Linked DNA regions of Homo sapiens: region 2 is linked to region 1. Evidence: chromatin loops called from intact Hi-C (ENCODE). Cell type or tissue: PC-9. All regions are shown on one strand. Links, peaks and the distances in the headings refer to the core of each region. The heading gives the core; the rest is flanking DNA. Region 1 overlaps REV1 (REV1 DNA directed polymerase). Region 2 overlaps REV1 (REV1 DNA directed polymerase).

Region 1 (8,343 bases), core at 168-8,167:
GGGATTACCGGCGTGTGCCACCATGCCCGGCTAATTTTTGTATTTTTAATAGAGATGGGGTTTCACCATGTTGGCCAGGCTGGTCTCGAACTCCTAACCTTGTGATCTGCCCGCCTCAGCCTCCTAAAGTGTTGGGATTACAGGCGTGAGTCACTGCTCCCATAAGGTGGACGTTCTAAGGGCTTAGAGGTTACCTCCCAGTCTCATCTTGGACCATGTGAAGGGGGGGAAAAGAAAGGATTACCTCCCAGGAACCAAGGGCAAAGGCCAAACATCTGTTTGGGTTAGGATTCTTACTGCACAGCCACATCTGTGGATAGGTACATCTTGTTGTTTTTTGGCAAGCATAGAAAAAGTTACGTAAAGTTGCATAATATGTATGTGTTTGTTGAAAGCGTTTTTAAAACTAGATGTGTAGAATCATACACATTTGTTTATTTTCATTTATTTATTTTTTTGAGACGAAGTCTCACTCTGTCACCCAGGCTGGAGTGCAGTGGCATGATCTCAGCTTGCTGCAACCTCCGCCTCTTAGGTTCAAGCAGTTCTCTGCCTCAGCCTCCGGAGTAGCTGGGATTATAGGCTCCCACCACCACGCCTGACTAATTTTTGTATTTTTTAGTAGAGATGGGGTTTTACCATGTTGACCAGGCTGGTCTTGAACTCCTGACCTTGTTATCCACCCACCTCGGCCTCCCAAAGTGCTGGGAGTACAGGCGTGAGCCACTGTGCCTGGCCTATTTATTTTTTTTTTGAGACAGAGTGTTGCTTTGTCACCCAAGCTGTAGTACAGTGGCTCAATCTCGGCTCACTGCAATCTCTGCCTCCTGGGTTCAAGCGCAGAATCATGTACATTTAAAAAATTGCAAAAGACTCTAGAATTTGTCAGGTCTGTAAAAAGTAAAAGTAGATGTACCTCTTCAAAGACTTTCCTCCCCATCTGATTAGAAATAAATAGTAACTTCTCTTAGAAGCAAAATTTATTCAAAGACCTGTGCTCCTAAATATTTGCCCTGGCATGCTTATACTGGTCCAAGCAAGCATTAGGTCATATCCTGTTCTCTTCCTTATTTAAAAGTGTTTTTATCCTTCTCAGCATTCCACAAGTTACTTCCTCCTTCCTTTGTTCTCCTCCACCTTTGCCTCTTTTAAAAAGTTCTAAGTTGCTAGCCAATCGGAACAAATACAGAATGTGAGGTCCCGTTCCAGCCAATGGAAACCAGACACAGCAGTATGATGGACGCATCAGGTTATAAATGACCCTGTCTCCTTTGTTCCTTGTACTCTCATGGCAAAACTGCTGGCGAGTGTACCTTTTCTGCAGGAAATAAAAATGGCCTTACTAAATAAATTAAATTTATGTTCAAGTGCTGTTTCTTTATGGCACCGGGGAACAAGCATTTCAAACAGGTCCAACTCTTTCCACATACGGAGGAACTAAAATATGACTGATTATGACTTGCTTAAGTTCAGAGAACCGGTTAGCAACAAAGTTGATGCTGTCTTTGAATCTCTACTTCTTTTTTTTTTTTCTTTTTTGAAACGGAGTCTCACTCTGTTGCCCAGGCTGGAGTGTAGTGGCACAATCTCGGCTCATTGCAACCTCTGCCTACCGCGTTCAAGTGATTGTCGTGCCTCAGTCCCCCAAGTAGCTGGGATTACAGGTTCCTGCTACCATGCTCGGCTGATTTTTTTCTTTTTAATAGAGACAGGGTTTCACCATGTTGGTCAGGCTGGTCTCAAACTTCTGATCTCATGTGATTCGCCTGCCTCAGCCTCCCAAAGTGCTGGAATTACAGGCGTGAGCCATCGCTCCCGACTTCTGCTTATCAATATGGACTAGTTGGGGTCTAGATGGAGCTTAATTGTAGGACCTGTTTTCTTCCTTAGTTTTGTTACATATATGGCTCTATTATGATCCAGACTGTTGCTAGATTACCTGGTGAAGAAGCATCTGTTTTGTTGAATTGTGTTAGGTTACTTCAGATCAATAGGAGTATTCTTAACTTTTTAGCAGTTCATATTGATACCATTATTATTTTTTCCATTGAAGATTTGGGAACATAATTTTGTAGAAGATGAGTATGATTTTGTACCACAAGCCAGCAGTGCAGCCTTACAGAACTTTTTAGCTTCTCTACCCTAGAAGTCAACTATTGTGTGCAAAATAAATAGGACTTGGCTGACTCACTCTATGGATGAGTTGTAAAGATAAATGGTAGATGTAAAGGGGTCTTGGAAAACTAAGGATACTTCAGAAGTGAAAGGTATTACTAGTAATGTGAAATGTAAATAAATTAAATTTGAATGTTAAAAATTAAAGGAACACTAAAAGGAAGGAAATATAAAGTGTCAGTTAATAGGTGAATTTTTTTAGGTGGTAGGAATTTGGGTAATTCTTTCCTTTTCTGTTTTCTGTATTTTCCAATTTTCTGCAATAAACACGAATTGCTTTTATAAATAGAGCAAGAAAAACTATTTTTGAAAAGGAACACCTAGCAGGATTGCATACTGTACTTAGCATTACAAAGCAGTGTATAAACACAAGTCAGTGATGAAGGAATAATAGAGAATGTCCCAAGAAAAGATGGAAAGATCATACTTACTTCAAGAAAAGGCTTATGTACCAAAACCTGTAATTTTTTCTGTGGAGAGTGCTGTGTGCCACTTTGATAGATTGAAGTTCTTTGAATTCTGTGTTTATCAAGATAGTATCTCATCTGGTACAGAAATTGTTTTATTGCAGCAGAAAAAATTAGCAACAGGAAAATGTTTCAGTATGCTGAAGGTGTAAAAAAAACACATAAAGTGGCAAAAATGGGTTTTATTAGGTTAGGAATAAAGCCTGATCTAAATATCTTAGACTTGTATATTTTTAAAAGATATCTTAAATACATGAAAGACACGCAGCACTATGCTTAGAATGTGAACTGTTGGCTTGGTTTAGAATCAGTCGCTAAAAGCAAGTAGAGGTTTCCAGAGCCAGTACTTGTACTTCTGGGAAATTGTGCCCTTCACCTAGGTGTCTGAATTTTTTTCTTTTTTCTTTTCTTTTCTTTTCTTTTTTTTTTTTTTGAGACAGTCTCGCTCTGTCGCCCAGGCTGGAGTGCAGTGGCACGATCTTGGCTCACTGCAACCTCTGCCTCCTGGGTTCAAGTGACTCTCCTGCCTCAGCCTCCTGAGTAGCTGGGACTACAGGCATGCGCCACCACTCCCAGCTAATATTTTTTTTGGATTTTTGGAGACAGGGTTTCATCACATTGGTCAAGCTGGTCTCAAACTCCTGACCTCAAATGATCTGCCCACCTCAGCCTCCCAAAGTACTGGGATTACAGGCATGAGCCACCAGGCCCGGCCTTTTGTTTTGTTTTATATACCTTGGTGAGAGTCCCTTCAAGATCAAAACCTGACTAGTTTGTGGGATGTGCATGTCTGTAGTGCCCGTACAACTTCAGCAATTGTTTGAAAACTGTAGCCGTAGACAATGATGGTCTGTAAGGTTGAATCAAAACAAAACCCACAAACAGCTGTATTTTTATATCTAAATGTTACATAAAAAGCTGTTTGTGCTGTTAAAACTTTTACCATTAAAGGACAGAATAAGAGCACATTGGAGCAGACTGTTACCAAACTTTTTTTAGGGCATGCGTGCTAGCACTTTATGTACTTAGTCACTCATAAAGGCAATACCTGGTTCTTGTAAATTCTACAAATGGCCTCCCACTACTGCCAATTCAAAGTAAAAAACAAACAAAACACCCAGGTACTGCTGTACAGATTTCTTGAAGTAGCCTTTTTCCCAGCTTTGCACCCCACCTGAAGATCCTGTCCACTGCAGCTTGCAGGTGCCTATACAGTGTTTCCAGCTTCAGAACTACTTTTTTAAAAAACTCTTTTCTTCTTAATTGTGGTACGATACATATAAAAGTTTACCATTTTAACTGTTCAGTCACATTAAGTACATTCACATTGTTGTGCAACCATCACCACTATCCATCTCCAGAACTCTTCACCTTGCCTGAGACTCTACCTGTTAAACAGTAACTCCACCCGCAACCACCATTCTGCTTTCTGTCTCTGAATTTAACTACTTTAAATACTTCATATAGGTAGAATCATACAGTATTTGTCTTTTTGTGAATGGTTTATTTCACTTACCATAATGCCTTCAAGGTTCATGCAAGTTGTAGCACGCTTTGGAATTTCCTTCCTTTTAAGGCTGAATAGTATTTCGTTGTATGTATATACCACATTTTGTTTACCCATTCATCTGTGGATGGACACTTGGGTTGCTTCCACCTTTTGGCTATTGTGAATAATGCTTATTAATATGAATGTACAAATAAATACCTCTTTGTGTCTCAGGTTTCAGTGCCTTTGGATATATACTCACAAGTGGAATTACATGATAATTCTATTTCAGATTTTTTGAGTAACTGCCATACTGTTTCTCATATCAGCTGCACCATTTTATATTCCCACCAACAGGGCTCGGGGGCCCAATTTCTTCCTATCCTTATCAACACTTGTTTTTTTTTTTTTTTTTTTTTTAATAGTAGCTATCCTGCTGGGTGTGAGGTGGTATCTCATTGTGGTTTCTATTTGCATTTCCATAGTGATTAATGACACTGAACGTTTTTTTGTGTGCTTATTGGCCATTTGTCTATCTTCTTTAGAGAAGTGTCTGTTCAGATCCTTTTTTTATTTCTTAGTGGCGTTGTGTGTTTATTATTACAGTTTATGGTAGGAGTTCTTTATATTGGTAAGTGTATGAACCCCTTATCAGATATGATTTGCAGATATTTTCTCCCATTCTGTGGATTGCCTTTTAACCCTTTTTTGCCCTGTGATTCACAGAAGTTTTAAATTTTTATGTAGTCCAGTTTATCTGTTTTTTTCTGTTACATTTTCCCCAAAAAGTCATTGCAAAATCCAGTGTCATGAAGCTTTTATGTTTTCTCCCAAGAGTTTGATAGTTTTAGCTCTTATATTTATGTCTTTTGTACACTTTAAGTTTTTTTTTAACATGGTGTAAAGGTCCAACTTCTTTTGCATGTGATATCCAGTTTTCCTATCACCATTTGTTGAAAAGATTGTCCTTTCCTCATTGAATGGTCATGAAGAGGTTCTTTTAAACACAGATGACCCTGGGTTGGATCATACCTTAAGCCCTTTATTAACCAGTTCCTTAGTTGTCAATAAATGCCTTAGCAGAGAATTGACAGCTAAGTAAGATAAAGAGGCACTGAAAACAGAGAGGTGTTGAGTAGAGATATGGCAGGGCACCAAAGGCAAATTGTGTTTCAACCTTGCCTAGATAAGGGGTGGCCACAGGCTGCTTTCTTTGCATTTGTGTCATATTCATGAATTATGTTATGCTACTATAATGTGCACATTCATTCATTGCATATTCTTTGCATGTCAATTTGTAACTACATTCAGTAAATATTTCTTAGATAACTATTACATAAAGATAGGATAAACCTCTTTGGAATGCTTGTTCCCTGGTGCTGTAAAGAAGTAGCACTTGAACATAAATTTAATTTCCTCAGCAAGGCCATTTTTATACTTTCTGCAGAAAGGGTACACTCGCCAGCAGTTTTGCCATGAGAGTACACCGAACAAAGGAGACCGGGTCATTTATAACCTGATGCGTCCACCCTGCTGCTATGCCCGGTTTCCATTGGCTGGAACAGGACCTCACATTCTGTATTTGTTCTGATTGGCTAGCAACTTAGCCAATCTTGTTTTAAAAGAGGCAAAGGCAGAGGAGAACAAAGGAAGGAGGAAGTAACTTGTGGAATGTAGAGAAAGGTAAAAACACCTTCAAATAAGGAAGAGGAACAGGCTATGACCTAACGCTTGCTTGGACCAGTATAAGCTTGCCGGGGCAAATATTTAGGCTAAATTGTGGGAGCTAAGAACATAAAGTACATTGATTTCTTTATTACGGCTAGCAGATGTTTAAGAATGTTAGCACAGGTCTTTGAATAAATTTTGCTTCTAAGAGAAGTTACTATTTATTCCTAATTACACGGGGAGGAGAGTCTGAAGAGGAACCTCTACTTTGCTTTTTACAAATGTATACATTTATATATGACTGTATTAATAAAGACTGATTAAAAGCCACTCAAAATGAATTTCATTAGTTAATCAACAGACTTTAGAGTTACAGATATGTAACCATCAGATTAACACTGAACATTTGAACATTTTGTGGATATGTAGTGGAAGTTTTTCTAGTGTGTGATGAACTGTTTAGAACCTTGTAATGCTAGTAATTATTTTGTAAATAGATGAAATATCTTTTTTTTTTTTTTGAGATGGAGTCTTGCTCTGTTGCCCAGGCTGGAGTGCAGTGGTGCAATCTCGGCTCACTGCAAGCTCCACCTCCCGGGTTCACGCCATTCTCCTGCCTCAGCCTCCCACGTAGCTGGGACTACAGGTGACCGCCACCATGCCCGGCTAATTTTTTGTATTTTTAGTAGAGACGGGGTTTCACCGTTTTAGCCAGTATGGTCTCGATCTCCTGACCTCGTGATCTGCCCGCCTCGGCCCCCCAGAGTGCTAGGAAATATCATTTTTACATGAAAATGAATGTTCCTGGTGATAAACATAATTCTCGGGGTAGATAGTAAAATCTACCAATAACTATAGTAAAAAGAAAGCAGAATAAAGTTTAGAATGAACTGATAGTAGTGTGTTCCAGCAAAAGATAAAACATTAGGAAAAATGCATGCATAAGTAGTCTTGTTATATTTTTAAATAAGCATGTCCTTGATGAGACTCTTGATAGAGTTTTGAACATCCCTATTGAGAGAATGGAAAGAGGAAGTCTTGTGTAGGCATTCAGGATCCCTGGGCTCCTCATAGACAGAGCTGCTCTCCCATTTGCCTTAACCTTACCTCACCTGGCTAGTTGTTACTGCATGTTAGCACTGGGGACTGGACATGGCTGTATTGACAGCCTGTAATTCAGTTGGTCTTTATAATTTGATTACTTGAGTTTTAGCTGGTAGGTGAGTTTTAGCTTGTGAACCTTTCGAGGGTTGGGAGATTTCCACATGTGACTGTCTTACAGAGTCACATGGAAACAGAAAAGAACCAAGAAATTTTGTACTTAGTTTTTAGTTCATTACTCTTAGTTATCAGTCTTTTTCAAGTTGTCGTGCTTTTTCTTCAAGAACAATCTTGTTCAGACCCTAAACCTAAAACTTACGGGGGAAAAAAAGCATGGCTGCTAAAATTGAAGGTGGGCTTAGAGACTGGAACCTTGCTTGCTTGCTGTTTTTACCCCCAACTTTTTTCTTCTCCCCACCATATCCACCCTTCATCCAGTCATGGCCCCACAAAGATTCTGCAGTCGAACTTTGTTTTATAGATGAAGAAATGTTAGGCTCAGTGCTGTTAGACTCACTCTGAATCACATTGTTAGGCAGTCGTAGAATTGGGATTTGAGTCCGTATCTAGTCTACTGTTATCATTATGTTGTAGACCATGGATAACTGACTTAAAATAATGATGTTCTCTGTGTTATAGTTTTCAAAGGGTTTCCACGTGTGTAGTCTCACTCGATTTTCACTCTGTAGACTGGCAGAGTAGATTACTATAACAGTAGTTAATGTTTATTGAAGGTGTACCCTAAATGTTAAGGGTAAGGGTACTTTTGCATTCATGTATTCACTCTTCATCCGTTTTTTAAACTAATTTTTTGAAACACAGTAATTGGCTGCCCTGTTAAAGTTACTGGATAAGGAGAGATTGGCAGGTTATTTTAGGTTGTGAATCACAGTTTCAGAAACTGTTATCACATTCCTCAAGGTCATCAAGTTATGTGGAATTAAATTGGGAGCCTGGTCTGCAAGAGTTCCTCTGAAAACTAGAAGGCAATTTTTGTTTACAAGTCTAGCTTGATAATTGGATGGTTTGTCAATACAGGGCAGTCACTTCTTAGTGAGTAGGTTTAGTCAAGAGGACACATTGTAATTCAGGAGGTTGCTTGGAACAGGATAAAAACAGAGGGAGTGTGTTATTTCTGAAGGATATTTCTGTCAAGTAGTGGTATCCTGATTAAATGCCCTCCTCCGTTCTAGGGAAAGTCCTATTTAAAGAAGCAAATCAGTCATCTTAGTGTGGAGAACTTTTCCCTGGATGTTATTACAGAGGCATTGGCGGAGTCTCTTTTTCGAAGATCCCTGCTGATTAGCAGAAACAGCCCCCATGCCTGGCTAATTTTTCTTTCTTTCTTTTTTTTTTTTTTGAGATGGAGTTTCGCTCTTGTTGCCCAGGCTGGAGTCCAATGGTGCAATCTCGGCTCACCGCAACCTCCGCCTCCCGGGTTCA
Region 2 (8,343 bases), core at 155-8,154, 52 kb after region 1:
TCAAAGGATAGTTTTGTATTGCCAAAATTGTTCATGTGCTTCCTTGGTTGATGTAAGATCTGATTATTTGCTTATATTACTTCTAGTCTGTGGTTCTGGTTTTCTTCCCATGGAGCCAGATAGATGAAGGATGGAATTTTTTAACCTGGTTTTTCTCTTTTATTTCATTTTAATTATAGTTTTGTTCAAAATTAGAACTGATGGGTTGATAACAAGTGGAGACACTTTAAAACCTTTATCTTCTTAAAATCATTGGATATGCCAAAAGTTAGTTTTCATAAAAGTGGGTCTTTAATAATAGTTTCAAAATGGTTGATGAGTTGGCTTGAGAAAAGGTGATTAATTTTAAAAATATTTAAAATTGTAGATGTATTTAAAAATATTTAAAAGTGTAGATATATTCCATATTAACTCAGGACTCAAATTTCTTAAAAGTATAACCAGCCTATTATGCTGTAAACCAGGGGTCAGCATAGTTTTCTGAAGGGAGCCAGATAAAGTTTCTGTCACTCAACAGAAGTTCTCAGTTCTGCGTTGTGAATGGAAAGCAGCCACGGGGAATGTATATGAATGGGCTTGGTGTAGTTCCAGTAAAAATGCATTTACTGGATGTTAGGCCAAGGTTTGTCAACTCCTGGGCAGTATTAATGTTCCAAGAGATAGACTTCTTGCCTCTGTTTTCACCTCTGCCTCTTCCTTTTTATGCGTTAATTTGAACACCAGTATCTGCTAAGTACAGGTGACTGCTAGATGCTGCTAGTCCAGAAGGGAATATCTAATCCTTGCCCTTGTGGGAGCTTGCTTTAGTAGGAGAGAGAGAGAAAATGTGAAGGAACTGATTATTTCCTGGCGTCATTATGTAGGAGTGAGTGCTGAATGATAAGACACTTATTATAGCTATTCTATTAACACAAAGAGAACACACTAATTAACTTTCCAGTTATAAGTTGGGTAACTAAATAAATAAATCCCAAATACAGGAATGTTGGTATTGTCAAGTGGAACGTGCTTTAAATCCTCTTTGAAAGGAGGAAGTCAGTGGTAGCATCCAAACGAGGGCTAGATAGGGATGGGTGACTGAGGTCAGTACTGTGGTGCTCCTGTGTCCTGGGTATTGAAGCCCTAGAGCAAGCATCAGCCTGTGCCTGAGGTTATGAGGATGTGAGAGAGAGCTGTGACCTATACTCCTACACAGTCACATGCACACGGTCCCAGTAGAAGGCTGGAGACAGTTTCAGTGGCATGTTTCTATTCTTAGGGGAAAAATATCCACAGTAGTGTTCTTCTACCACCCTTGGGAAATCCTATCTCAGCTTCATATTCTCCCTGTCTCAGGGCAGCTTTCACTCTGAAGCAAAATACCTCATACCAGATATACCCTTCTGTTCTTAAAAATGTCATACTTTAAGCCTAAACAAAACATACTTATTTCTTTAATAGATTATTTCTTTAATAGAGATCTTAATCTGATTGTAACCTACCTACAGTAAGGTGTAGGTGAGAGATGAGGACCGCCCTCCTAGTCTACATTACCAAGTGGATTATGAAAGACATAGTTTTGATCCTGAGGCCTCTTGGGAAAGTTTCCTCCCATTTCTGGTCCAGTTCTATTTTGTGATTTCTTAGTCCTCGTATTAGCATGGGGGCCACATAGCAACTCTTGTCTTCCTTTTTCTTTTCTCTAATTAAAACAAATCCTTTTTGTGGATAGATCCTATGAGATGATTTTTTAAAAAGTATGTCCACATGCAGAGAGTGTAGATAACTATTCTCAGACAAGCAGTTGGGATGACTGGCCACTTTTTCCTTCTGTATTCTAGGCCTGCTACAGTGAGTGGAATTTAACTGTGATATTTTGGTTTTAGGAGAGTAGCAATTACTGATTTGTCTAATTTTTCTGTTCCTTAAAGGATTCTCATAAACCATTAGATTAAATGTTTTGACAGTTCAAATTCACCCACCGGTTTTCAACTCTTCAAAGGTTTATAGAAGTATTGTCAGTATAGAGAAACTGAAATAATAATTTATGCTGTGTTTTTGTTTTTTTGTGTTTAAATTTTTTTTGTTGGTTATTTTACTCCTCAAACATTTTCCTATCCAATATGCTGTATTTTGGTAGTTAATAAGGAGAAAGAGAACACACTAATTAACTTTGCAGTTAAAAGTTGGGTGACTAAAATGGTACTTCAGCCAATTCATTTAAAATGCTTTGTGAGGAAATAGAAAAAAGAGAGGATAAGAAGACTATTTTGCAACATTGGGTCTACCAGATGGTGGCTGTGGCTGTGATTCGTTGCCTTTGCTCTGTGTTGATAGCTACACTCATAACATTGAAGCTGTCAGTTGTGATGAAGCGCTGGTAGACATTACCGAAATCCTTGCAGAGACCAAACTTACTCCTGATGAATTTGCAAATGCTGTTCGTATGGAAATCAAAGACCAGACGAAATGTGCTGCCTCTGTTGGAATTGGTTAGTATCTAGCTTATCTTGTACTCAAAAGAGTTGCTTTGAGATTCTTGAATATCAGTTAATTTTATGGAGTTTTTCTTTTTATTAGCTTCCTCTCACTTGTAAAACCGTTTTTAGCATTGCTTACAATTGTGTGACACACGAGATAAGTGCTGGAAATATAAGTAAATGGTTGATAATCTTCGCAATAAATAAGTTAGAATATTTCTTACTTATTCTTAAAAAATTGGGAAGGTTTCATTCAACATTTGTAAACAGTTTTTTTTTTCCCAAAAGTGAACGGAAACCGTATTTAAAGCTAGGTGGTGGTATGGGTTTAGAGTTGCGTGTTAAGTCTGAGTCTTGTTACTCTCTGCACTTCAGCCTCCCGGCACATGGAGCTATTCCTGTCTTCACTCAGTTCTAGAAGTCACCCTGACTCCAAGTGCTCTCAGTAACTGTCCAGTCTCTCCTCCATCTCCATCCATGCTGTCTTTAAACCTTGTACTTTGTTTCCACAGCTGCTCCCAGCACTTACCCTGCTTTTTTGTTGATTCTTCCAGCCGTGTCCTCTGGAACTCTTTCATACTTAAGCTTCCCTGAGTCACCTCTTCCTTTCTTAACCCACTCATTACCTTCTGGCAAGATACCCCTTTTCTTGCCATTCTGTTACTAGAGCCAGTTTGTCCCTGCCATACTCAGTATACCACAGGCTTGGAAGGTAAAGTTAACTGTCTTAGCTTGCCATTGTCACTTTCAACCATTATTCCTCCATCTTCATCCAAAAACCCTTCTTCTTCCAAAGTTCCCTGTCTCCTTTGTACCCATGAAATTTACTAATGACTGAGTGATGATGCAGAGAGGCTAATGCCATTGAAAGAAGAATTTGTTACTTCCATTTCCCGAGAGGAGGGGCACACCGTGCTACACAGGACTACTGGGGAAGCACCAGGGTGGTTAGGAGACAGAAGCTGAAGGAGTGGCAGACGGAGCGCCTAGGCTCCAGAGCCTTTGTTAGGGTTTTTTTCAGAAAGGCAAGGCAGGGCTGAGGAAACACTTTAGGAGTGGCTAGTTTGAGTAATTCTGGTGGGCTCTGGGCTATAGGGGTGGTCCCTAGTTGCCTGGTAGCTGGCCCTGGGACAATTTAGGGCAGGAGGTGGTTAGGTTGCATATGACAAGTGTGCTTCCAGGTAAGAGGTTTACTGTCTTTAGGAATTAGCCAGCCCTGGGAGGGCAGTCTCTCCCCAGCCAGCAGGATTTTTAAGATTTCAAAACACTGCGAGATACAGAAAATAAAAAGTATGATTAATACATTCCCAGCATTCCTACAGCTACTGGCTAGCCTACCTTTTACCCCCTGATGTTGGCCCACAGACATTGGTAACATTTCACTTAGGAATTCTATATTCCATTGTCAGGCACAATTTTATTTTTTTGTTTTTAATTGTCCTTAATTTTCATTTATAAGTGATCATGTGAATCCATTCTTTTAAGTTCAAGCATATGTAATGCCAAAGTCCCACTTTATATTTCCACTCCTCAGTGCCTTTCCCCTCCCCTGAACTCACTACTTTTATCATTTTGGTGTGACTTCCCAGAACTTTCCCTGTTCGTGAATCTCTGTTTATATAAGTCTTCTATAAAACCAAGATATGTCCTCAATATAAGTCTTCCCTTTGGAGATTTTATTATTCACGGAGAAGCCCACCTAGCAGCTGAGCTCTGCAGATCCCTGCCCCTTCTCAGGGCTTGGTGCCCTTTTCCTCCACTGCTTCTGTGGCCCCTGCCCACACCTACACCGTGAACCTCACTGCCTGTCTCTGTGTTTTGAGGACTCTTCTACCCTCAGTTCCCACTGCTGCTTTGGGCTTTCTGGTTTCCCCAGTCCAGTCGCGCACTTTTTATTGTCATTTCCCTACCTCCTCTGTCTCCTGTGGTTGGGAACATGAACTACTCTTTGATCATGGCCTTCAATTCCTACAGACACCCACTCTGAAGATCAGGACTGCTGATTGGGCACGGTGGCTCATTCCTGTAGTCCCAGCACTTTGGGAGGCTGAGGCGGGTGGATCATGAGGTCAGGAGATCGAGACCATCCTGGCTAACATGGTGAAACCCCGTCTGTAAAAATACAGAAAAATTAGCCGGGCATGGTGGTGGGCGCCTGTAGTCCCAGCTACTCGGGAGGCTGAGGCAGGAGAATGGCTGGAGCCCAGGAGGCGGAACTTGCAGTGAGCTGAGATCACAACCACTACACTCCAGCTTGGGCAACAGAGTGAGCCTCCATCCCCCAAAAAAAAAAAAAAAAAAAAAATCAGGACTGCTTTCTCTATTCCTGCTTCTGGTTAGATGCTGAAGTGGCACTTGCGTTAGAGCAAAGAGAAACCTCTGTCCAGGTACTCTGTTGGTTATAATCTAAATACTTAGCAAAATTCTACACCTTATTTGAAATAATCAAAATTTATTTTCATTGTTTTTAGAAACTTGATGGATAACCTGTATGAAGAGATCTTTGTTGAGAAATTTAAAAAATAATTGTGACTATTTCTTGGATGACTTTTTTTTTTAATAGGTTCTAATATTCTCCTGGCTAGAATGGCAACTAGAAAAGCAAAACCAGATGGGCAGTACCACCTAAAACCAGAAGAAGTAGATGATTTTATCAGAGGCCAGCTAGTGACCAATCTACCAGGTAAATAGAAATATTTTAACAATACTTTTATTACAGGCATTACAAGTACTTTTCATATCTATAATATAGAACTGTGAGACCTCTTTTTGCCCAGACATGAATATAAAAATTTTTAAGTCTTATTGAGTGCCATGAAAAACAAAATTTGGAATTCTGCATTAAATATCCCCTAAAATGATTTGTCAGGACCTTAATGTTACATTTTTGTTTTGCTTCTATTCAGTTTTACTTTAGGTATTTCTCAAGTAGCAAGATTCTAAGAAACAATGTTAAAAGGGAGGATGATGAAATTGACTTTCAGTCCTTTAAATAAATGATTATTGAAATAGTTTACTCCTGGGCTAAAGATAAAAGTTTTGAGCTTCGATTCTCCTATGTCATGCTGCAGGACTAGCGACAGTTTTCTGAGTTTATTAAACAAGTACTTTTAAAAGTATAAATAGAATGTGTGTGAGCTGTATTAGGAAAAAGGAAACGTAAAGAAGGATTGTGTTTTCAATTAACTCCACTCATGGAAAAAAACCTTCCATCTTAACCTTTCTCACCTAAGGGGCAGGATGTTCAGTTATTTCATATTTTTGTGTAGTTACCTATTTATTATAAAGTGCCTCTGTCAGCTTTGTAAAGTCTTCCATCTTCATTTATAGTGAAAGTTTTAAAATTCATTTGTTAAAAGTAGATTTAGTGGCATTTTTAGATGCCTATTTTTAAGCCTAATAAAAGTATGTCCGAACTAACTTAGAAGTTTCTGTTAACAGGCCATAAATATTAAACGACAGAAATGGCATTTTATGGTAGGTTAGTTTTAAAGCTTCCTGACCCCCGTAGTATATAACTTAAAACGATGTATTAGTGTCAGAAATGTGTAATATGACATTTTTGATGGTTAGTTTCACATTTAATTTGAGAATACTTTATAAAATCAAACTAGCAAATTACTGTAGTAGACAACACAGTTTAAACATTTTTAATAAGAAATCTTACTGAAGTTTTATATAAGAAGGAACTGGTATATTTAAAGTTGCATGTAAAATTTGAGTTTTAAGTTTATTACACTAGCCATCTGTATTAGTTTTCTAGGGGTGCCATAACAAAGTACCACAGACTGGGGTGCATAAACAACAGAAATGCGTTGTCTCACAGTTCTGGAGGCTGGAAGTTCAAGATCAAGGTGTCAGCAGGGTTGGCTCTTTCTGAAGCCTCTGCTTGGCTTGTAGGTGACCCTCCTCTCCCTGTGTCTTCACATGGCCTTCCCCATATGCATGTCTCCGTCCTGATCTCTTCTTGTGAGGATACCAGTCATGTTGGATTAGGCTCATCAATATGACCTTGTTTTATCTTAATTACCCTTTAAAGATTCTGTGTCCAAATACAGTCACACTGTGGCCGGGCATGGTGACTCACACCTGTAATCCCAGCACTGTGGGAGGCCGAGGCAGATGGATCATTTGAGGCCAGGAGTTCAAGACCAGCCTGGCCAACATGGTGAAACCCTGTCTCTACTAGAACTACAAAAAAAATTAGCTGGGGGTAGGTGGCACATGCCTGTAGTCCCAGCTACTCAGGAGGCTGAGGCACAAGAATCGCTTGAGCCCGAGAGGCAGAGGTTGCAGCGAGCCAAGATCGCACCACTGCACTCCAGCATGGGTGACAGAGTGAGACTGTGTTGAAAAAAACAAAACAAAAACAAATACAGTCACATGGTGAAGTACTGGGGTCAGGACTTCAGCATATAAATTTGGGGAAGACACAGTTTAGTCCAAAACACCATCTTTAAATCGAACCCTTTTTGTAGTTTTCTTTGTTTTAATAGAAATAGGGACGTTTTAGCTACTTGACCTAGTAATCCTACCATTCACCTTCATTTGCTTCCTGGCTGGAAAGACTTTATTTCTTTTTTTTTTTTTTTTTTTTTGAGATGGAGTCTTGCTCTGTTGCCCAGGCTAGAGTGCAATGGTGCGATCTCGGCTCACTGCAAGCTCTGCCTTCTGGGTTCACGCCATTCTCCTGCCTCAGCCTCCCGAGTAGCTGGGACTACAGGCACCCACCACACAGCCGGCTAATTTTTTGTATTTTTAGTAGAGATGGAGTTTCACCTCTGTCTCGGTCTCCTGACCTCATGATCCGCCCGCCTCGGCCTCCCAAAGTGCTGGGATTATAGGCATGAGCCACCGTGCCCAGTGAGACTTTATTTCTTGAAGGGCAAGTGTGAAGTTACATGTCCTGGCCAAGCTGAGGCACAGCCTTGAATTTCCTAAGGGAGATTTGAAAGATAGGGCAGCAGAGTTGGCCTTCTCTTCTTCAGAGCCAGGTTCTGTATTGCTCACAGTGGTTCATGTGGTTTTCATAAAATCCCCAAATCCTTAACCTGACTGTTATAGAACATTTCAGGTCTATAAAATATCTCCCTTCTCCATTGTTACTCCTGTCCTGAAGTGTGTTCCACAGATTATAAGCTGTTCCTTTAAAAAGGGGTTTCATATAGGAGAGGGAACCTTCTGTGGTGGAGGGGTTTGTACAGTGAAAGTCCTGGGAATTATTTTAGAAAAGAAACCTATTTATCTTTGTTAAAGACTAGTAATTTCTCAAAGATATTTGGTGATAAATATACAGTACCTATTTATATCTTGTGGAACACGCTTTGGAGGAACTTGGCTCTCTAACCATAACCAGGAGAAATTCAGTGGTAACTTGCCCCATCTCCAACCTCTTTAGTCCCTTGTACCCATAAATGTTTAGTGACCACATACGTGCTGCGCACAGTAATAAACAATTAGAATAACTACATAAGAAGGAAAAACACAATAGTAAGTTTTTGCTTTAGGAGACTCCACAGAATAATAATTGTGTATTACACTAATAAATACGTTTCTTAATATGATCCGGTTACCTAATGAAAGAAAGGATTGACCCCAACGACTATTACAGTTTGAAGAACCATTTCTACTTTTTCTCTGGATCTTTGCAGGGCTTTTTACCTGCGCATGCACTCTTCAATGAAGGGCCCTCTGCACCTCATTCAGCCTTTGCTAGGTTTGTGCATCTAGCATATGGATTCCCTCTCTATCCCATTTTCAGAGAACCACCATGATCATGTAGGCATTCATAAAGTCTGCACTAATACAGTAGCTACGTAGCCAAGTGAAGCTAGTACAATATGAGTTAAATTAAAGTTAAATAAAACTACCAGTTCAGTTCCTC

What was found. A loop is a pair of places that touch in the nucleus more often than their neighbours do. Peaks named below come from ENCODE experiments on the same cell type or tissue, not always from the same donor. Only the 100,000 strongest peaks of a DNase experiment are listed, where the experiment ranks them.
Region 2: it touches region 1 in a loop (6-fold over the local background); 8 of 110 quality-filtered maps call a loop at or near these places.

What each region holds. Positions count from the first base shown.
Region 1 is chr2:99,468,098-99,476,440 of GRCh38, reverse strand. The region is part of intron 1 of REV1 (REV1 DNA directed polymerase); the gene reads left to right. Among named protein-coding and RNA genes, the nearest start is that of REV1, 18 kb to the left of the region's middle. RefSeq lists an enhancer at 181-844. In PC-9, for the core only: no CTCF peak of the experiment used is centred there; no DNase peak of the experiment used is centred there; H3K27ac peaks cover 782 bases.
Region 2 is chr2:99,415,627-99,423,969 of GRCh38, reverse strand. It overlaps REV1 (REV1 DNA directed polymerase), which reads left to right. Exons shown (of 23, transcript NM_016316.4): 11 at 2,317-2,471; 12 at 5,023-5,142. Among named protein-coding and RNA genes, the nearest start is that of REV1, 70 kb to the left of the region's middle. RefSeq lists silencers at 1,075-1,144, 1,195-1,244. In PC-9, for the core only: no CTCF peak of the experiment used is centred there; a DNase peak (open chromatin) is centred at 3,749.